Linked DNA regions of Homo sapiens: region 1 is linked to region 2. A link is an interaction called in ENCODE POLR2A ChIA-PET data of the cell type or tissue named here. Cell type or tissue: MCF 10A. All regions are shown on one strand.

Region 1 (5,000 bases), 520 kb before region 2:
ACTATGCCCCCACAGGCCAATTTGGGCTTGCCTTTTTTTTATTTTTTATTTTTTTATTTTTTTGAGACAGAGTCTTGCTCTGTCGCTCAGGCTGGAGTGCAGTGGTGTGATCTCGGCTCACTGCAACCTCTGCCTCGCTGGTTCAAGTGATTCTCCCACCTCAGCCTCCCAAGTAGCTGGGTTACAGGTGCATGCCACCACACCTGGCTACTTTTTGTATTTTTTGGTAGAGACAGGCTTTCACCATGTTGGCCAGGCTGGTCTCAAACTCTTGCCCTCAAGTGATCCGCCCACCTCAGCCTCCCAAAGTGCTGGAATTACAGGCATGAGCCACCGTGCCTGGCCTTGCCATTTTTTTTTTTGAAAATAAAGTTTTATTGGCACACAGCCAGGCTCATTTGTTTACATGTTGCCTATGGCTGATTTTATGTCACAATGGCAGAGTTGAGTGGTTGCAACAGAGATTGTAAAACCCACAAAGGCTAAAATTTTAACTTTCTGGCCCTTTACAGTCTGCTGTCCCCAAATTGACATGTTTTACATAAGGAAACTAAGATTCAGACAAGGTATTTTAATCGTCCGAAGTCATGGAATTGTTTAGTTAGCTAAACACCTTGGCCACCATACAAGACCCCCTCTCATATCTGGATGTCTTTGGGAGAGTTAACTGTTCCTACACACTTGTCACTCTGTCCTCAGGTACTTACACACCTGGGGAAGGTTTGTGGTCCTGTATGAGACATTCTGTGTGGTAAATCTGAGGGGGAAAAAGTGTAATTTTTCTTTGTTGAGAGCAGGGCTCTTATTAGTTAGCTCATTTGAGTCTAATAATTTGTGTCTACTTACTCCATTGATTTTTGAGAAAGCTATGCTAAAATATCCCACCAATTGGATCTGATTTGACATTTTCTTCTTACAAGTGTATCTTTTTTTTTTAAAGTGTTTTGAGACTAAGTTCAGGATTATTATATCTTGTCATTACAAGATATAATGACCTTCTTTGTCCCTAATAATGCTGTTTTGTCTTAAAGTCTTTTTATCCTCTGAAATGTATCTTGCTACCTATTTTATTCTAGAGAATATTTGCTGATACATAATTTTCTCTCCTTTTACCCTTTGTGCCTCATTATCTCTTAGGCTTGTCTGCAGTAAACAGATAGAGCTGTACTGTTTTTCCTCATCCAAACTATGAATTTCTGTTTTTTAACAGTTTTGAACCCATTTTCATTTATTGTGAACACTAACACGTATTTGACTTTATACTCTTGTATGTTTTATTTATAATCCATTTAAAACTTTTTTCTCCTTTCTTAATTCTGTGGAATTGATTGTATTTGCTGTATGCCTTTTTATTCCCTCTGCTGCTTCAGAAGTTATATATTCTGTCTTTCATGGGTACCCTGTCATTTTTAACACTCACATTGGCCTCAACCAAGCCAAAAGTTAATTGCTATCCCTATCTACCTCCCAAACAATTTTAGTATGTTGTAATTCCAATCCTATTCCTCCCAGCTTCTATTTTATGGCTGTATTTTTGTTCCACCTACTATTTCAAAAATCTCTTAAATGAGGCCGGGCATGGTGGCTCACGCCTGTAATCCCAGCACTTTGGGAGGCCGAGGAGGCTAGATCATGGGGTCAGGAGTTCGAGACCAGCCTGGCCAATATGGTGAAACCCTGTCTCTACCAAAAAATACAAAAATTAGCCAGGCATGGTGGCGTGCACCTGTAGTCCTAGCTACTCAGGAGGCTGAAGGCAGGAGAATCGCTGGAACCTGGGAGGCAGAGGTTGCAGCGAGCCGAGACTGCGCCACTGAACTCCAGCCTGGGCAAAAGAGCGAGACTCTGTCTCAAAAAAAGAAAAAGAAAAAGAAAAAAAAATCCCTTAAATGAAAAACCAAGTCACCCAAGGATTTTCCTTTCTCTCTTACCAGGTTGTATCAATATCATCTCTAGTATTTTTATGTGTTTATATGGGGGTGGGGGGATGGGGCATCCACATGAGCACAATTCATGTTCCAGAACATTCTCCCTGTCTGTATACATGTGTATTCACTAAGCCACATGTGCATGGCTGTGCATGCATGACTGTTACTTATACATGTGAGTCTGTGGACACCTATCTGTCCCTTTGTACAGGTGCTGTAGTCATTAACAAAATATTTATTGTACCCCCTCTTCTTCTATTATAAAGTATTGGCTGAACCCTCAAAGTCTTAGGTGGGAGCACCTAACGGTTGTGATGACTGCTGATAAACACTCTGATAAATGTCTCAAAGGTTGTGGGAAAGCAGAGAGTTGTACTAACCAGGCTCTTGTGTGGTCAGGGAGGGATTCCTGGAGGAAGAGGCATCTGACGTGAATCATGGCAGAGGAATAGCAACCACCCAGACTGAAGAAGAGTGGCGTAGCCTGGCTGGGATGGCCCACTCCATGACAATCACTAGGGGTGCATCCCAGGCCAAGGGTTAGAAGCTGTGTGATTCTGAACAAGTCCCTTAACCTCTCTGGTAAGAATCCTGGACACCTTGCAGAAGTATTGTGAGGCTCCAAGGAGAAAAAGGATGAATGTGGCTTGCAAGCTGAGAAGGGATACATGGGGTCAAGATTGTAAAATTATAGCATTGGCAACAGCCACCATTTCTTGAGGCCCGGTATTGTGAATCAGCCCAGCAACACTGAGAGGTGGCATTGGTTTGCCCTTACTATTGAGGAAGAACCCACAGCTCAGAGAAGTGACATGACTCACCCAGGGCCATGCAGGGCTGGGCAGGCACAGAGTGACTCAGGACCCATTGTTCTGATGACGTGCACCCTGTTCCTGCTATTCCTGCTGTTGCACCCCAGCCTGGAGTCTCTTGTCCCTACTTTCTGGCTCTCCATCGCTCTCCCTATTCCCCGCTCAAACAGCCAGGGGCCTCGAAGGTCCTCCTGGACTGCAAGAGAGGAAACTAGCACCACTGGCTGCTCCATTTGGGGCCTGGGGAAGCCCAATTCTTCCTCTCCCCAGTACCCCTCCCTCCAGGGGCTCCCTTTGCAGGTTTATGTGGGGCAGAGAATCAGGTTAATGGAATCCTGGCTGCCTCTGGCTAGGTAGGGGGGTGGATAGCTCCCTCTGGAACCCATGATGGTCAGCCCTCTGTTTCCAGCCCAGCCTAACACAGCCCCTCTTGAGCCCTTGAAGAGCCCAAGGGGAGGGTGTCAACATTTCACACCTTTCTGAGGAAGCCCAGGTCAGCATCTCCCACCTACTGCCACGGGGATTGGATTCCCACGATCATTTTGGCCCTCCCCTTATAATCATCTCCAACAACTCTTGCTATCTCTGCCAGCACAGTGTGGCATGGTGTTAAGGCTCTGAATTTGGAAAGCCCTGGATTCCTGCCCTGCTCTGCTTGACCTTAGGCAAACCACTCAGGCTCCTTGAGCCTCAGTTTCTTCATCCATAAAATGGAAATAATAGTAGACTGACTTGTAAGGGTTCCTGGGTTGAAATGAGAGGATTCACGCAAAAGGCTTCACAGGCTGCCTGGCACACAGTAGGCACTCAATATTTTTGGATAGATCAATGCTATTACACAATGCCTACAGCTGAGTTTTTGTGCAAAATGCTTTCACTTTCTGCTAAGGGGGGAGGTAGCAAGGGGCAGCCACTCCCCATCCCAGTTCTGGGTTTGTATCTGGTGCTCACTTACCTCCCAGGACCTGAACACCTTCTATGTGCAAGACACTCTGTAAGTTGCCCTATATAAATCACCTCACTCAATGCCCATCACCATCCCTGCAGCCGCCCTTCATCCCCAGTGGACCTGCTGTTCTTCAAAGTGTACAGGCTGCCAGTGTGGACCTGCAAAGATGCAGTCAGTACTGCTGGGTTGATCTGGGGAGCCCCTGGGTTTACTGCCTGCCTGGCATCCCAGGTTCAGACTTTCAGACTCTGGTAGTCAACGTGGAGCATTACCCCTCTTCCTTCATCTAGCTTCCTCTTCCTGACACCCACACACTTGGCCATTCTACATTTGAAATGTCTGCTGTCGTTCTTGGAGCCTCTGTTTTCCTACCTGTAAAATGGGGTGATTGGACTAAATGCTTCTTGTTGATCTAAGACCGTTGGCATAAAGAAATGAATATGAGGCAGGGTGCGGTGGCTCATGCCTGTAATTCTAGGACTTTGGGAGGCCAAGGCGGGTGGATCATGAGGTCAGGAGTTCGAGATCAGCCTGGCCAAGATGGTGAAACCCCATCTCTACTAAAAATACAAAATGAGCCAGGCGTGGTGGTGGGCGCCTGTAATCCCAGCTACTCGAGAGGCTGAGGCAGGAGAATCACTTGCACCCGGGAGGTGGAGGTTGCAGTGAGCTGAGATTGCACCACTGCAATCTAGTCTGGGCAAGACTCCGTCTCAAACAAACAAACAAAAGAAATGAATATGAATTTTGAACACATTAAGGGCCAGGTATCCCTTGCCTCCTGGTGGCCCTGTGAGGGAGGTTCTGCTGTTAGTTCCTACATTACAGATTGAGAAACCAAGGCCTGGGGAGATAATATCACTTGCCCAGTGTACTCAGCAATATGAGGCCAGTCAGGGATTCAAGCACAGGCCTGTCTGGCCCTTTCCCTGGTGCGCATGGCCTCCTCCTCTGAGCAGGCTTCTACAGAGACTGCAAAGAACTTGAAGGAATCACGTGGGTCCCCTTCAGTGTCTGCGAACCGCCCCTCTCCTCAGAGCATGGCGTCTGATGCCAGCCTCTGGGGACAAAGGCTGGGCAGCCAGCACCCCTCAGTGCAGCCCTGGAATTCCCGCCAAAGCCCTTTCTCTGTATTTTTGGAGCCCAGCCCAGGGTTGGCCCACCAGTCCTGGGAAGGAATTTGCAGTTTCTTGTTTCTAAAGGAAGGAAAAGCAAATTGTCAGCCCTAGTCCCCCCTTCCCACCAGTCAAACTTGAGCATGATCATGAACTCGCACAGCCATTTATTGTTTACAAATCCTGACCTCCTTAG
Region 2 (5,000 bases):
TCCTGGGTGCTCCTTGGCTCGTGTCAGCGTCATGCCGTCTCCCTCCATCGTCACATGGCGTCCCCCATGTGTGTCTCTATGCCTTCACGTGTCCCCCTACCCTCTCTGTGTGGCAATGAGCCCCAGTTCCCTTCATTCAATAAGGACACCGGTCACTGGATCAGGGCCTACACTAACCCAATATGACCGACCTCAACTTGATCACACCGGCATGACCCCATTCCTATGCTAACCCAATATGACTGACCTCAACTTGATCGCATCTGCAAGACCCTATTTCCAAGTACAGGGTCACATTCCCAGGTGTCAGAAGTTAGGACTCTTTTTGTGGGGGACACACGATTCGATTCACAATACCTTCCCTGTCTCAATCTCCTCTTCCCCAAGGTCCTTCCTGAGCTTCCCTTCCAAACTACTTCACTTCAATCCTTGTCTCCAGTCTGCTTCCGGGGAGGCCCAGCCAAAGACAAAATATCTGCGGAATACATGAATGCAGGAATGAATGATTCCTGGCAGAGGAGGAAGCTGAAATTCACAGAGATGACAGCCATTGCTCAGGGTATCCGAGCTGGGATTTTACCTCAATCCACCTGTTTCCAAAGCCCCCTAAGCAGAGAGACTATGGAGAGCTGCCTATTAATGGCATGATTGCTCTGAAAGGTAGTGAGTTCCCCAGCCGGGCACGGTGGCTCGTAATCCCAGCACTTTGGGAGCCTGAGGTGGGTGGATCACCTGAGGCCAGGAGTTCGAGACCAGCCTGGCCAATATGGTGAAACCCCATCTCTACTAAAAATACAAAAATTAGCCAGACGTGGTGGCAGGCACCTGTAGTCCTAGCTCCTGGGAGGCTGAGGCAAGAAAATTGCTTGAACCCGGGAGGTGGAGGTTGCAGTGAGCCGAGATGGCACCACTGCACTCCAGCCTGGGCAACAAAGTGAGACTCTGTCTCAAAAAAAAAAAAAAAGAAAGAAAGAAAGAAAAAAAGAAAGAAAAGAAAGGTAGTAGTGAGTTCCCCATCCCTGGAAGGCTGCAACCAGAGACTGCTCAGGGGATCCCTGCACAGGGCTGAGAGTTGGCTTGGGTGACTTCAAAGGCCCAACTGGCCCTGACGTCCGAGTCTACATTTTCAAAGCATGTGGTAAAACACCCAGGCCTCAGGGTCAGCAAGCAGAATAACCTTCCCCTGACCTCCCCAGAGCCTCTCAGCAAAGCCAAGTTTGTCCAGAATCAGCTTTAATTTGATGTCTCTTCTTCTCGTTTATTAAAGGGACACAAAAGAGAGAAAACCACTTGAATGGTCCCCCAGGCCGGCTGGCTATAAATGTCTTCATAGAAGGGCCCAGCCTGGACTTTGGTGCCCAGCAATTACGGCCTCCGTACACCCCGCCCAGATGACCAGCCTGAGGCACCTCTTTGGTCTTCTCCCTGCCCAGGCAGGTCACAGCCAGCAAGAGTCCCTCTAGGAGAGCAGGCCAATGAACCCAACGGGCCGGCCACCTAGCAACTCAAAAAGCACACCCAGCTACTCTTGCCCAGCACAGGGATAGCGTGGCTGTGGGGGGCATGTTCCCCCCAGTTCCCACAAGGGCACAGCAAGCTCAGCTGAGAGGGTGTGGAGGAGGGAGGGTCATGGGTGAGTTCTCGTACACAAAACACCCCTCACCTCTTCAGTTTCCATATGGGACTCCAGCCTTCCACAGAAGAGGGGTGGAAAGGGTTGGCTCCCCAATTTCCTCCTCAAGAGCTGTGCACAGCTCTCTGCTGCCTCATGAACAAAGCCCCAACCCCTAGTCTGGGAGAGAAAGAGATAGAGTTAGAGAGACCTAACAGAACAGAACAGCGGCGACAAGCACAGACTCTGGTTCAAATCCCAGCTTCCACGCTTCTGAGCTGTGTGGCTTCAGGCAACTCTGTGAACCCCTCTGAGCTTCTGGGTTCTCATTTGTTAGACGGGTTGATAATAATGGTACCTACTTCAAAAGGCTGTTGTAACTCTTAAATTTAGATTTAATCCATGAAAAGCCCCTAGCACAGTGCCTGCTACCAGGCACTACCCAATAAAAGCCGGGTTTAATACCCGTTGGGTACTTGCTATGTGTCCAGCACCACGTAGGGCACTCCAGACTGTCATAGTTTATCTTCATGATCACCTTGTGAAGTAGATGTTATTATTGTCCCCATTTTGCTGAGGACAACACTGAGATTTCAAGCAGTCAAGTAACCTCCCCACAGTCTCACAGGAAAAGGGTGGGGCTGGGATTTGGAACCTGGTTTCTCTGATTCTAGGAGCTGAAGTCTTGCAGGGATCCAGGCAGCTCCTGGATAGAAAAGGAAGGTCTGGCCGGGCGCCGTGGCTCACGCCTGTAATCCCAGCACTTTGGGAGGCTGAGGCAGGTGAATCACTCAAGGTCAGGAGTTCGAGACCAGCCGGGCCAACATGGTGAAACCCCGTCTCTAATAAAAATACAAAAATTAGCTGGGCATGGTGGCACATGCCTGTAATCCCAGCTACTTGGGAGGCTGAGGCATGAGAATCGCTTGAACCCGGGAGGCGGAGATTGCAGTGAGCCTTGAACCCGGGAGGCGGAGGTTGGGGTGAGCCAAGATCACACCACTGCACTCCAGCCTGGGTGATGAAGCAAGACTTTGTCTCAAAAAAAAAAGAAAAAAGAAAAGGAAGGTCTGCGTCTGGCTCTGCCCCAGACACATTTATTCATTTGTTCCTTCCTTCTGTCATGTATTCATTCAACAAACATATAGATGTTGTGTCAGGCCCTGCAGATGGAGGCTAACAAGAGACACAGAGACCATGCTCTCAGCGAACTCACAGCCTACTGTTCCCTCTGGCTTCCTCTAGATATCACAGTTTTCAACTATAAAGGTTCTAGAATATACTAATAACCCTTCCAAGCCTAGCTCATATGCTTCTTTCTGAAAAGCCTGTCTCAATCTCCTCCCACAACCTGATAATCACAAGTGACATTTCGTAATGCCAATTGTGTGCCAGGCATGGTGCTGGGGGCCATTCAGGTATTAGCCCACTGGGGGAGTAGGATAAAGCAGGCTCCTGGACTTTCTGACTTCTGAGGCAAAAGGCACATGGTAGATCCACGGAAAATGCTAACTGACTTATGGTCCCTCTTTCTAGGAGCATGGTCCATTGAACATTTGTAAAAGACCAAATCCTTCCAATGGTTGAACTTGACCTGCCCCAGCCCTGAACTCATCTTCTACTACTCACCCCCTCCCTCACTCTGCTCCGACCACACTGGGCTTCTTGCTATTTCTAGGTTCTCCAAGCACACTCGCACCTCAGGACCTTTGCACGTGTCCTTCCTTCTGTCAAGAAGTCTCTTCTCCAAAATACCACCACACCTGGCTTCTTCAGCTTCTTTACGTTGATGCTCAAATGTCACGTTATCATTCAGGCCTTCCTTGACACTCTGCTTAAAATGACAGCTCCACCCCACCCCACACCCCATCCCCTAACCCTGCTTTTTCTTTCCCATTAGAGTACCTATCATTGTCTAATATATGAGATATTTATTTATTATTATTATTATTATTATTATTATTATTATTATTATTATTATCATTTGAGATGGAATCTCGCTCTTTTGCCCAGGCTGGAGTGCAGTGGCGCGATCTCAGCTCACTGCAACCTCTGCCTCCCTGGTTCCAGCGATTCTCCTGTCTCCGCCTCCCAAGTAGCTGGGATTACAGGTGTGCACCACCATACCCAGCTAATTTTTGTATTTTTAGTAGAGATTGGGTTTCACCAGGTTGACCAGGCTGATCTTCAACTCCTGACCTCAAGTGATCCACCCACCTCGCCCTTCCAAAGTGCTGGGATTACAGGCGTGAGCCACTGCGCCTGGCCAGATATTTATTTACTAGCATTTATCTCCCCACTCTCCACTTTTCCCTCCCAAGAATGTGAATTCTAAGAGGTCAAAAATATCATGTGTATTTTGTTGATTGAAGTATTCTCAGACCTTATTACAGTAGCTGACACACAGTAGGTGCTCAAAAAATGCTTTTGAGTGAACAAATGAATGTATGTCTGTGGTTCCAAAAAAGGTTTTTATTAATAATAAGTAATAGTTTGTGAATAGCAAGTAACCAATAAGTGTACGTGGCTTTTACAAACAGCTTTGGCCGGGTGTGGCGGCTTATGCCTGTAGTCCCAGAACTTTGGGAGGCCAAGGAGGGAGGATCACTTGAGGCGAGGAGTTTGAGACCAGCCTGAGCAACAGCGACCCTGTCTCTACAAAAACATTTTTAAAAAGGCTGGGTGCAGTGGCTCACACCTGTAATCCCAGCACTTTGGAAGGCCAAGGCAGGCAGGTCACGTGAGGTCAGGAGTTTGAGACCAGCCCGGCCAACATGGTGAAACCCTGTCTCCACTGAAAACACAAAAATTAGCTGGGCGTGGTGGTGAGTGCTTGTAATCCCAGCTACTAGGGAGGCTGAGGGCGGGAGAATCATTTGAACCCAGGAGGCGGAGGTTGCAGTGAGCAGAGATCACACTATTGCACTCCAGCCTGGGCGACAGAGTGAAATTCCATCTCAAAAAAAGAAATTTTTTTTTAAGATAAAAATTAAAACAGCTCTACTGAGCTACAGTAAGCTTGTACAGTTAGATGCATTTTGACACGTGGATGCACCTGTGAAACCAACACTACAAGCAAAAGAGACTCTTTGTAATTTTTCCTTCCTCCAACCCACCCTCTTCTCCAGGCAACCACTGGTCTGCTTTCTGTTACTAAAGATTAGTTTGCATTTTCTAGAATTTCATATAAAAGCAACCATACAGTATTTACTGATGGTTTTTTCACTCTGCCTAATTATATTGCTATGTATCTACGCAGTCTCATATGTTAGAGCGTGTTCCTTCTTATTGCTCCATTGCATGAATATACCATAATTTGTTCATCAATCACCAGCTGAAGGACATTTGGTTGATTCCAGTTTGGGGCTATTACAAATAAGTCTGCTAT

Evidence for each region. ChIA-PET counts read pairs that join two places held together with the same protein. Peaks named below come from ENCODE experiments on the same cell type or tissue, not always from the same donor. Only the 100,000 strongest peaks of a DNase experiment are listed, where the experiment ranks them.
Region 1: POLR2A ChIA-PET joins it to region 2 with 5 read pairs; 2 of 35 experiments call an interaction of 5 or more read pairs at or near these places.

The regions. Positions count from the first base shown.
Region 1 is chr1:22,829,988-22,834,987 of GRCh38, reverse strand. All of the region lies in intron 3 of EPHB2 (EPH receptor B2), which reads right to left. Among named protein-coding and RNA genes, the nearest start is that of MIR4253, 31 kb to the left of the region's middle. In MCF 10A, no CTCF peak of the experiment used is centred here; DNase peaks (open chromatin) are centred at 407, 2,767 and 4,537.
Region 2 is chr1:22,309,963-22,314,962 of GRCh38, reverse strand. No RefSeq gene overlaps it. Among named protein-coding and RNA genes, the nearest start is that of MIR4418, 46 kb to the right of the region's middle. In MCF 10A, no CTCF peak of the experiment used is centred here; no DNase peak of the experiment used is centred here.